2 separate regions of the Homo sapiens genome follow, and region 1 is linked to region 2. A link is an interaction called in ENCODE POLR2A ChIA-PET data of the cell type or tissue named here. Cell type or tissue: GM12878. All regions are shown on one strand. Each heading gives the region's core, and the rest is flanking DNA. Links, peaks and the distances in the headings are about the cores only. Region 1 overlaps SGSM2 (small G protein signaling modulator 2). Region 2 holds the start of LOC107984988 (a long non-coding RNA gene).

The links. Peaks named below come from ENCODE experiments on the same cell type or tissue, not always from the same donor. Only the 100,000 strongest peaks of a DNase experiment are listed, where the experiment ranks them.
Region 1: POLR2A ChIA-PET joins it to region 2 with 10 read pairs; 3 of 35 experiments call an interaction of 5 or more read pairs at or near these places.

What each region holds. Positions count from the first base shown.
Region 1 is chr17:2,338,122-2,343,490 of GRCh38, reverse strand. The region is part of intron 1 of SGSM2 (small G protein signaling modulator 2); the gene reads right to left. Among named protein-coding and RNA genes, the nearest start is that of SGSM2, 3.3 kb to the right of the region's middle. RefSeq lists a silencer at 5,307-5,369. In GM12878, for the core only: no CTCF peak of the experiment used is centred there; no DNase peak of the experiment used is centred there; H3K4me3 peaks cover 435 bases.
Region 2 is chr17:2,070,729-2,076,097 of GRCh38, reverse strand. All of the region lies in intron 15 of SMG6 (SMG6 nonsense mediated mRNA decay factor), which reads left to right. LOC107984988 (a long non-coding RNA gene) reads right to left here and starts at 4,502. Exons shown (of 2, transcript XR_001752757.2): 1 at 4,378-4,502; 2 at 3,134-4,182. RefSeq lists enhancers at 1-193, 338-417, 194-883, 3,700-4,899, 5,270-5,329. In GM12878, for the core only: no CTCF peak of the experiment used is centred there; no DNase peak of the experiment used is centred there; H3K4me3 peaks cover 122 bases; H3K27ac peaks cover 1,275 bases.

The DNA of each region.
Region 1 (5,369 bases), core at 206-5,205, 270 kb before region 2:
TCTGGGCAAATAAATAGTTTGGTTCCGCCCTTCTGGTCTGAAGGGCACTTTCAGACACTTGCAGAGATGACAGGGATGAAAGGTGTGGGGAAGCAAAGTTTCTTCAGCACAGTCTGATTCCAGTCTTTTGGAGGGGAAACCAGGGAAAGAGATGCCAAAAACCCATCAAACAATCAGTGCATGTTCCAGCCCAGGTGGAAGTGCCCTGCCTTGGAGAACAGGAATAGGATGCTGTTTGCTCATCTGTTCTCAGCTCACGAAGGGCTTCTGGGCAGATATACTGTCCTTTAGAGACAAACCATCTCGGTACAGCCTGCAGATAAACAACCTGCCCCTCCTCCTTTTCTCCCTATTCTCCAAGGTTAGGGGTAGGTCTCATACCTCAGGGACACCCTCTACATGCTCAAAAGCCCAGCCTTCTTTCCATCTAGGGTCTAGAACTCTGATGTTTGGGGTTCCCACCTGGATGTAAAAGTTCCCAAATACCTTGTAAGGTAAACAGTCATTTTTTTTTGAGATGGAGTCTCGCTCTGTTGCCCAGGCTGGAGTACAGTGGCGTGATCTCGGCTCACTGCAGCCTCTGCCTCCCGGGTTCAAGCGATTCTCCTGCCTCAGCCTCCCGAGTAGCTGGGACAACAGGTGCATGCCACCACGCCCTGCTAATTTTTGTATTTTTAGTAACGATGGGGTTTCACCATATTGGTCAGGCTGGTCTTGAACGCCTGACCTCAGGTGATCCACCCGCCCGGCCTCCCAAAGTGCTGGGATTACAGGCGTGAGCCACTGTGCTCAGTCATTTCTTTAAGAAAGCACTTAAAAAGAAATCTTTTTAACTGATGTGCAGTAAACATATAAAAGAACATATCACAATTACACAGCGTGGTGAATTTTCACAAACTGAACACTCCTGTGAAATCAGCAACTAGAGCAAGAAACAGAACATGTGACCAACACCCTCGCCTCATCACCTTCCCTTCTAGTCACTATTCCCCCTAAGGGTACCCACTCTCCTGATTCCAACACGACAGTTTTGTGGGTTTTTATACTTTTTTTGTTTGTTTGTTTCTGAAATGGAGTTTCGCTCTTTTGCCCAGGCTGGAGTGAAGTGGCGCGTTCTCAGCTCACTGCAACCTCCAACTCCCGGGTTCAAGAGATTCTCCTGCCTCAGCCTCCACAGTAGCCGGGATTACAGGCATGCACCACCACACCTGGCTTTTTTTTTTTTTTTTGTATTTTTAGTAGAGACGGGGTTTCTCCATGTTGGCCAGGCTGGTCTTGAACTCCTGACCTCGGTGATCCACCCGCGTTGGCCTCCCAAAGTGCTGGGATTACAGGTGTGAGCCGCCACCACACCCGGCCTGGGTTTTTATACTTTTTATAAGTGGAATCACTCAGCGTGTAGTGTTTTGTGACTAGTTTCTTTTGCTCACCTGTGTCATTCTGAAATTTGTTCATGTTGTGTATAGCTGTAGATTGTTCATTCTCCGTGCGCGTTGTGTACAGTTGTAGGTTGTTCACTCTCCGTGGTGTGAACGTACAAACACCCGGCGTTTGGGTGGTTTCCAGTTTGGGGCTGTTATGGATACTGCTGCTGTGAACATTGAGGACTGTCTTCTGGTGAACAAATGTTTGGGATTTATGTTTCTAGGCAAGGAATGTCTGATGCACACACTTTATTAGATATTGCCAAATTGTTCTCCAAAGTTGGTTATACCACTTTACACTCCCATGTATGAGGTTCTGGTGGTTCCCAACATTTAACCCAAACTCTGTTGATGTCCTGGGAGAACCTGCTAGCAGGCAGTCCTAGTACTGGAGATTATAGAGATTACCTAGTGCAGAATGTTACACATAAAGTGAGCCTTGGGTAGAGCTAGTCTTCCCCATTCTTTAGACAGGAATGTAATGTTCTGATGCTGTCCAGGTTCCCAAGACCCTTAGTCAAGACTGTATAGTTTGGAGGGTGGTAGAACCTCAAAAGCCTGGGGAGGCGGGAAGAAGGACCTGGAGGCCCCTCCCTGCCGGAAACTGCTAATGGTTAGTGCTCAGGTAAAAGGGGATCAGATCAATTAATGCAAATGCACTCTAAGCTGTTAAAAGCTTCCTAGACGGCTGGGCATGGTGGCTCACGCCTGTAATCCCAGCACTTTGGGAGGATCAGGCTGACCAAAATGGTGAAACCCCATTTCTACTAAAAATACAAAAATTAGCCAAGCATGGTGGTGGGTGCCAGTAATCCCAGCTACTCAAGAGGCTGAGGCAGAAGAATCACTTGAACCCGGAGGCAGAGGTTGCAGTGAGCTGAGATCGCACTCCAGCCTGGGCAACAAGAGTGAAACTCTATCTCAAAAAAACAAACAAACAAACAAAAAAAACTTCCTAGATTACCTCCCAAGGATGTTAGCATTCAACAGAGGATAATGTCACAGCTAAAGACCTGGAGGCATCTGAAGCAGGCTGATGGGGAGGATTTTTGGGTTGAAGGATCTGCAGATACCCCTAGAATTATACCAGTGGTCCTTTGTGAAAGGCCAGCCTGGTCTACCAATATTCCTGTTGTTTTTCCTTGCAGAAGGGACAGGATGTTTCTGTAGAAATTAAACACTGGGCCAGGCGTGGTGGCTCACGACTATAATCCCAGCACTTTGGGAGGCCAAGGTGGGCGGATCACGAGGTCAGGAGATCGAGACCATCCTGGCTAACATGGTGAAACCCCGTCTCTACTAAAAATACAAAAAATTAGCCGGGCGTGGTGGCAGGCGCCTGTAGTCCCAGCTACTCAGAAGGCTGAGGCAGGAGAAAGGCGTGAACCCGGGAGGCGGAGCTTGCAGTGAGCTGAGATGGCGCCACGGCACTCCAGCCTGGGCAACAGAGCGAGACTCCATCTCAAAAAAAAAAAAAGAAATCAAACACTGAAGGAGGAAAGGAGAAACATGAGTTCAGAGCAGGTCAACTTTTGTCAGGAATGATACGTAGCTGTGGCATATTCTGACATTTCTCACATTTTCTTAGGAATCACTTTTGGAGCAGTATAGTCCAGTTTCTAAGCACTGGTGGAAAAAGTCATCATCCTCTTAAAAAATATTTCCTGGCGGTCGCAGTGGCTCATGCCTGTAATCCCAGCACCTTGGGAGGCCAAGGCGAGGTCAGGAGATCGAGACTATCCTGGCCAACATGGTGAAACCCCATCTCTACTAAAATACGAAAAATTAGCTGGGTGTGGTGGCATGTGCCTGTAGTCCCAGCTACTTGGGAGGCTGAGGCAGGGAAATCGCTTGAACCCAGGAGCTGGAGGTTGCAGTGAGCTGAGATCGCACCACTGCACTCCAGCCTGGCGACAGAGCAAGACTCCGTCTCCAAAAAAAAAAAAAAGTATTTCCCATTATCTGTGACTAACCTCCAAAATTGAGCCATATCTATAATCCCAGCATATCCACCTCAAGTGTAGACACAAGTACTTTTCTATTTTGTTTACACTGTTCAAGTCTCTGTCACTAGACTGCTTCCTTTTGCAGGAGAATCAAGATTTCTCTTTTCATTGGGGAGAGCAGAATTGGGCTTAAATGCTGACTTGATACACCCCTGGCCTAAGAAATCCTTTTTTGGGCCTCTTCACAGCAAAGACATAATGAAGCTTCTCCCACAAGCGGGAAAGCTGATGGCTTCAACTACATCTTTACCAAGGGGAGGGGTGGGAACAAACATTAGGGCCTAGTAGCCAGGCCATGGCTAACGCATGAGAACCATCTAGAGATTTCCGGGACTTTTTTTTTTTTTTTTTTTGAGATGGAGTGTTGCTCTGTCGCCCAGGCTGGAGTGCAGTGGCACGATCTGGGCTCACTGCAAGCTCTGCCTCCCGGGTTCATGCCATTCTCCTGCCTCCCAAGTAGCTGGGACTACATTCGCCCGCCACCACGCCCAGCTAATTTTTTGTAGAGAGAGGTTTCACCGTGTTAGCCAGGATGGTCTCGATCTCCTGACCTCGTGATCCGCCCGTCCCAGCCTCCCAAAGTGCTAGGATTACAGTCGTGAGCCACCATGCCCAGCTTTCTTTTTTAGACGGAGAGTTGCTCTGTCGCCCAGGCTAGACTGCAGTGGTTCGATCTTGGCTCACTGCAACCACACCTCCTGGGTTCAAGCGATTCTCCTGCCACAGCCTCCCGAGTAGCTGGGATTACAGGTGCCCACCACTGTGCCTGGCTAATTTTTGTATTTTTTGTTTTTTTCAGTAGAGATGGGGTTTCACCATCTTGGCCAGGCTGGTCTGGAACTCCTGACCTCGTGATCTACCCGCCTCAGCCTCCCAAAGTGCTGGGATTACAGGCGTAAGCCACCGCGCCTGTCCACTTTCCAGGATGTTATGAGAGTCCAGACGCTTCCCCAACCCTGAAACTCTAATTACGGCTCAGCTAAGGTAAACTTTTTTTTTTTTGAGACGGAGTCTCACTCTGTCGCCCAGGCTGGAGTGCAGTGGCACAATATCGGCTCACTGCAATCTCCACCTCCCAGGTTCCAGCGATTCTCCTGCCTCAGTCTCCCGGGTAGCTGGGATTACAGGCACGCACCACCACCCCTGGCTTATTTTGGTATTTTTAGTAGAGACGGGGTTTCACTATATTGGCCAGGCTGATCTCGAACTCCTGAGCTCAGGTGATCCACCCACCTAGGCCTCCCAACGTGCTGGGATTACAGGCGTGAGGTTATATATATATATATTAGGGAGACGGCATAGAGACTCAAGGTCACACAGAATTAGGTCCAGACTATTCCAAAATGTATGCTTTCCAAACACCAGGCCTCGAAGTCTCCAAAATCAGCACATTTATTTACCAAACAGTCACGGAGTGCCTACAGTATGCCAGGCACTGGATACAAGGCAGTGGACAAAACAGAGGGTCTCCTGCCCTGGTGGAGTTTACTTACCAGGCAGACAACAGCCACAGAGGCAGGCAGGGGAAGGAGGCCCAATGTATTCTAAGCTGCGCTGTGGGTTGGAGCTCTCCAGCTCTCATATGGGAGTGAGTCATTCACATGGTCACTGCCCCCCACCCGAAATGGAAATGGGCTTTTGGGCAGGGTCAAGGTAAACGGAGTTAGTAGAGGGAAGGACTACTTCTCTTTCTGAAGTAGGGGGGCTTCCCTCAAAAGGGAAAAACTTCCGAGTGTTAAAAACCATTCCAAACAAGCCCCTGGTCCCTGGCTAAGGAGGTGGGCGTGGAGGGAGAAACTGAGGTGTGCGGCGCACCCCTCCGGCAGCGATCACTCCGTAGCTGGAGGCACAGCGGACGTCGGACAAGGGGGAGCTCAGCCCGCACGACACCCACTTAGGACGTGGGGAAGCTCGGCCCGCACGACACCCACCTGCGCCG
Region 2 (5,369 bases), core at 109-5,108:
CCAAGTGAGATCTGGGGCTGTAACCACACCCCCACTTCCCTGCTCTTACCTAGACCCCTGGGCCGCCTAAGCTCTTCTGTGAGCATGGGGGAGGTGAGGCCTGGTCTCCCTCTGCAGCCTGTCCCTCCCTGCTTCCGGCGTTGCACAGAGGCTGGTGAGTGGGGCCGACTGGAGGTCAGAAAAGGGGTGTGGGGAGCTCTCAGAGCCTGTGCAGCTGGAGCTGCAGCGCCCAGGCAGGCCCCTGGATGCTGGGGGCGCCAAGTCCGCCCACCCAGGGCTTTGAGGCCACACTCTCCGGCTCAGCCCACGCTCTGTCTTGTTGCCTGAGACAGCTCCTCCTGTGGGTTCTGCCCACCTTGCTGCTTTTCTCCTGAGTTCTTTTTGTTCCCATTGCCATTTGGAGTTGTTCAGAGACCAGGGCAGGGTACATGGTTTGGGAAGTTGGTCAGAAGTGTTTGATTCCTAACCAAACCACCAGGGCAAAGCAGTCACTGAAAATGCTCCTCCAGGCATGAGGCGTGGCCTCTTGGCACCTCATGCTGGCCCTGGCCCTGTGAATCCCCCGCTTCCTCACTGCCTCTCTGAGGCTTTGCTGTGATTTGTGCTGCTGTCGGGCGGGGTCAGGTTTCCTGAGCAGTTGCAAACATCCCACCTGAAACATAACAGGCTCTTCCTCTGGCCACATCTATTGTTTCCCTCAGCATTATGGCCACAGTCTTGCTCTGTGGCCAGCAATGACATGTGTTCTCAAAATAGCTTCTCTCCCCTGTCCCTTTCCCGCCCACCCGCCCTCCTGAAGATGTAGTCCCTCCTTTGTGGTGGCCCCAGGAGTTCCACTCTAAATTTAGCTGCCGTCCATTCATACTGCCACCCAGCTAGGGGGGGCTGTTGTGGAACAATGGGGTATACACAGAGCCCCCCACACCTGTATGGAAGCTGGCGGAAGGCAGACACTCAGGCCTGGCTCCTGGCTGTCGGAGACAGGGTGGGAGCCAGCACAGCACCAGGCCGGGGGCACGTTCACGTCAAGGCAGGAAAGCACATCAGCCTGTGGAGCGGGCATCCGCCCTTCCCACCCAGACCCGCTCCAGCCTCCCCAAAACCTGAGTGCTGGGCCCCAGCTTTTGCTCCAGCACCATCCACTGGGGGCCTGGCTTCCCACAGAGTGGCCAGGCCACTGTCTGAAACGCCCTCAGGCTGCTGCTCAGAGCAAGCTCAAAGGTGTCATGCTTAGCCCTGCCCCTCCCTCTCCATCAGGAAAGGGCCTGCCTGCTTCTTTGGCTTTTTAGATCAAGTTATCAGTTAAAATTCAATCCGATTATCTTTAAGTGCCCTTCAGCTCTGAGAGCCAGTGACTGAGCCCACTGTCCCCCGAAGTCCTATGATACAACAGGCGGTATGGGAGGTATGACAATGGAAACTGCAAGAAAAGTAGGCAGTTCTCCTTGAGCACTTGACAGTCTAGTTTGAAAATAAGATGAGTCCTCCTAAAACAGTAAGAAATAGCAAACAAATTGCCATAGTTATCACTTTTAAAAAGAGTGCAAGAATATATTAAGCTCTGTGGTACATTTGGACATCCAGAAAAGGAGTTCTAAGCAGCAGTTTTTCATTTGCAGTGTACCCCAAATGAAGATGCTCCTCCTCCTGCTCCCAGGGGATGCTGCTGGTGGCTCTGCCTGCCTTTTCTAGCACCCTCAGTATCTGCCCTCGTTGGCTTCTGCTGGCCCAGGATGAACAGTTAGCCAGTGCTTATCTCACCCACTGTTCCTATTTTTATTTTATTTCCAGTTTTTCATGTACATCCACATAGTTAAGATACATATATACAATAAGTCTTTTCATAGAAATCAGAAGCGCGGGCATGGTGGCACACACCTGTAGTCCCAGCTACTCAGGAGGCTGAGGCGGGAGGATCACTTGAGCCTGGGAGTTTCAGGCTACAGTGACCTGTGATCGCACCACTGCACTCCAGCCTGAGTGACAGAGTTAGACTCTCTCTCTCTCTTTTTTTGAGATGGAGTTTTGCTCTTATCACCCAGGCTGGATGGAGTGCAGTGGCATGGTCTCGGCTCACTGTAACCGCTGCCTCCCGGGTTTAAGCGATTCTCCTGCCTCAGCCTCCCGAGTAGCTGGGACTACAGGCATGTGCCACCATCCCCGGCTGATTTTTGTAGTTTTAGTAGAGATGGGGTTTTACTATATTGTCCATGCTGGTCTCAAACTCCTGACCTCAAGTGATCCGCCTACCTCTGCCTCCCAAAGTGCTGGGATTACAAGCACGTGCCACCACGCCTGGCTAATTTTTATATTTTTAGTAGAGATGGGGTTTCACCATGTTGGTCAGGCTTGGATGAGACTCTGTCTCTTTTTTTTTTTTTTTTTTTTTGAGACGGAGTCTCGCTCTGTTGCCCAGGCTGGAGTGCAGTGGCACCATCTCGGCTCACAGCAACCTCTGCTGCCTGGGTTCAAGCAATTCTCCTGCCTCAGCCTCCCGAGTAGCTGGGATTACAGGCATGAGCCACCACGTCCAGCTAATTTTTGTATTTTTAGTAGAGACGGGGTTCCGCGATGTTGGCCAGGCTGGTCTCGAACTCCTGACCTCATGATCCACCCGCCTTGGCCTCCCAAAGTGCTGGGATTATAGGCGTGAGCCACCGTGCCTGGTCTGAGACTCGTGTCTCTTTAAAACAAAACAAAACAAAACAAAAAAACGCTGGGCACAGTGGCTTACGCCTGTAATCCCAGCACTTTGGGGGACCGAGGCGGGCGGATCACCTGAGGTCGGGAGTTTGAGACCAGTGTGGCCAACATGGTGAAACCCCATCTCTACTAAAAATACAAAAATTAGCCGGGCGTGTTGGCTCACGCTTGTAATCCCAGCTACTTGGGAGGCTGAGGCAGGAGAATCGCTTGAATCTGAGAGGCAGAGATTGCAGTGAGCCGAGATCACGCCACTACACTCCAGCATAGGCATCAGAGCAAGACTCCGTCTCAAACAAAACAAAACAAAACAAAACAAAAAAAACACATCAGTAGTCCTCTGCTCCACCCCTCCTCATCCCCAGTTCTATTTCCTGGTGGTTTCCCCCTGATATTTATGCTCTGGATATGTAGAAAATAAAAAATAGAGTTAGGAAGGAAGAAAGGAAGCTGGCATTTATTGAGTTACTAATATGTGTCAGGCACTTTGCTAGGTACTTTCATATATAAGGTGAATGTGGAAATTTCCTGTGTTACAAAGCTTCTAATTTCTGTTGAAGACATTGCTCTGGCCAGAGAGGCTCAGGGATGAATGATTCTTCACCCTGTAGAGGGAAGGAAGCAGCCGCACTCCCTATGGGAGCCCCTAAGCAGAAGGAAGACCTCAGAAGGCCCTCTCCTGGTCTTGCTCTGCTTCATGATCCAGGTTCTCCAAGTGCCACACCTCCTGTGTCAGCTCATTGAATTGCTGTTACTTGTAATGTTCAGTGTCTCAGCTTGCAGCGGTAAGCATCATAAGATCATCTCCACCGTAGAGAAGGAACTTAACCTGCAAAAGTTTTTCCTGGAGACCCAAGCCTGTTAGCTTCCTCCTTAGGTATTATTGTATATGATCTCTTTCCCAGTTCTCTGCCAGCTTGCTCCAGGAAACTCCCATACCTTAGAGAAAGTTAGTTACTTAGCACCTTCCAGAAACAGAATTATTTTTTTCTTCCACATTTTATGCCAACTTGGGTCCTTATTGCTACCAACCTGATTCAGAGTGTCCGTGTGTTGCTTGGGTTCCAAGGGCACTATCCAGGGATCACTGTGGCCCAACCTCAGCTGCTGTTAGAAGGTTCCTGTGGAACTCTCCTTCCGGGTCAGCACGCTTGACTCCATGCCAGGGCCAGTCTGTCTGAACCACAGCATTCCGGTTGCACCCCCCTCACCCCCACCAGAGGCTTCTGCAGCTTTTTACTCATACAAACAAAAATAAACCTCACTACCGGCCTCTGAACTCTGCAGCGGCATGCTTCCCCTGCTCCCCAAGTGTCCCATGGCTGCGAGTGGGGACTTGGCACTCTCCCCACCGACATCACTTTTTCACTCCCTGCGCATCCTGTGTCCTCCTCTTACCGTGCGACCCAGAGATCGGAATGGGACGTGACGGCCGGCACAGGCGCCGTGCACAGCTGCCAGGAATCTGACGGGTAAAATCTGGAAAAGTTGGGAGGGCAGATGCTAAACACACACACACACACAGCGCCACTCAGAAAGGGCCGGAAATGCAGACACCCGTAGAAGGGTGCCTGTGGACTCCGAAGCCCTCCTCCGCCTGCCACTCTTTTTAAGGGGACTGAGCCAGTCTTGTGACCCAGGTGTGACCCCCCCCGCCCAGAGGCCCACCGGTACCCCAGGAGAAAAGGGAGCAGCTTCATCTCATCTCCTGAGACTCCATGAGGGCATGCGGGGAACAGGAAGCAGTTGTTTGGTGACTCACTGGGCAGAGCCAGGTTAAGGGAAGTTGTCTGCGGGCGTCCCTGGGACCGGATGATGGCAGCACAGCTCTGACCACCCTCACGGGGCTTGGCCCCACCCCACACCCAGGGAAGCCCCCTCTGAAAGGCTGCGGCCTATTCACCTTTCTAGCTGCAAGCCAGAGCTAAGAACCCGGGGAATTTAGAGCGTCTCTGGACCTCGCTTCTAGATTTTTCTTCTGTCCTGCCATCAGAACACACAGGTAGGCTCAGTTTGTCCCCAGCATCCCTCAGCCACCTGGCTTCAAGGCTCTCCTGCCTAATTGCCAGCAATAGAGGTAGGATGGTACCAGGGCTTAGGAGCTGACTGTTCACATAGGGTAAAAAAAAAAATGGCAGCCACTTCCTTGATAGAGTCAGACCAGGCTGGACGGTTGTTTCTCAAGGCAGGAGAACTGAGATGGTAGTGGACTTGCGGGGCAGAGGCAGAGGCAGAGGCGCAGTGCAGAGCCGGACCCCCAGCCCCTGTCACTCCAGCTGCCACTGCTCCCACGTCTCCCTAAGCCATGCTTGTTCTGTCCCTGCTCACCCAGAAAGACAGATTTGAGAGCCACGGTACCAGGAGAGCATGCCTGGCAACAGAAGAGCTAGACGGAGAGCGCATGGCCTGAGAAATGAGGAACGAGAGTGCTGATGCTCCTCCGCAAGAGGAGAAAGGGCAGAGGGGTTTACTGAACCTGAGCAGGGACCATTTCCTGTTCTTACAAACTGCCCAAGCCAGGTTTGTTGGAATGCCTGTCACCCTCTAGGTGGCAGCCCTATGTAGAGGGTCAGTGACCCCGCCTCCCATGGGAAGGTAGCCCGCAGTAGTGGCACCTTGCTCTCATGAGGTGAGATCAGTAGGAAGACTTCAGCAGAGCGGGCCCC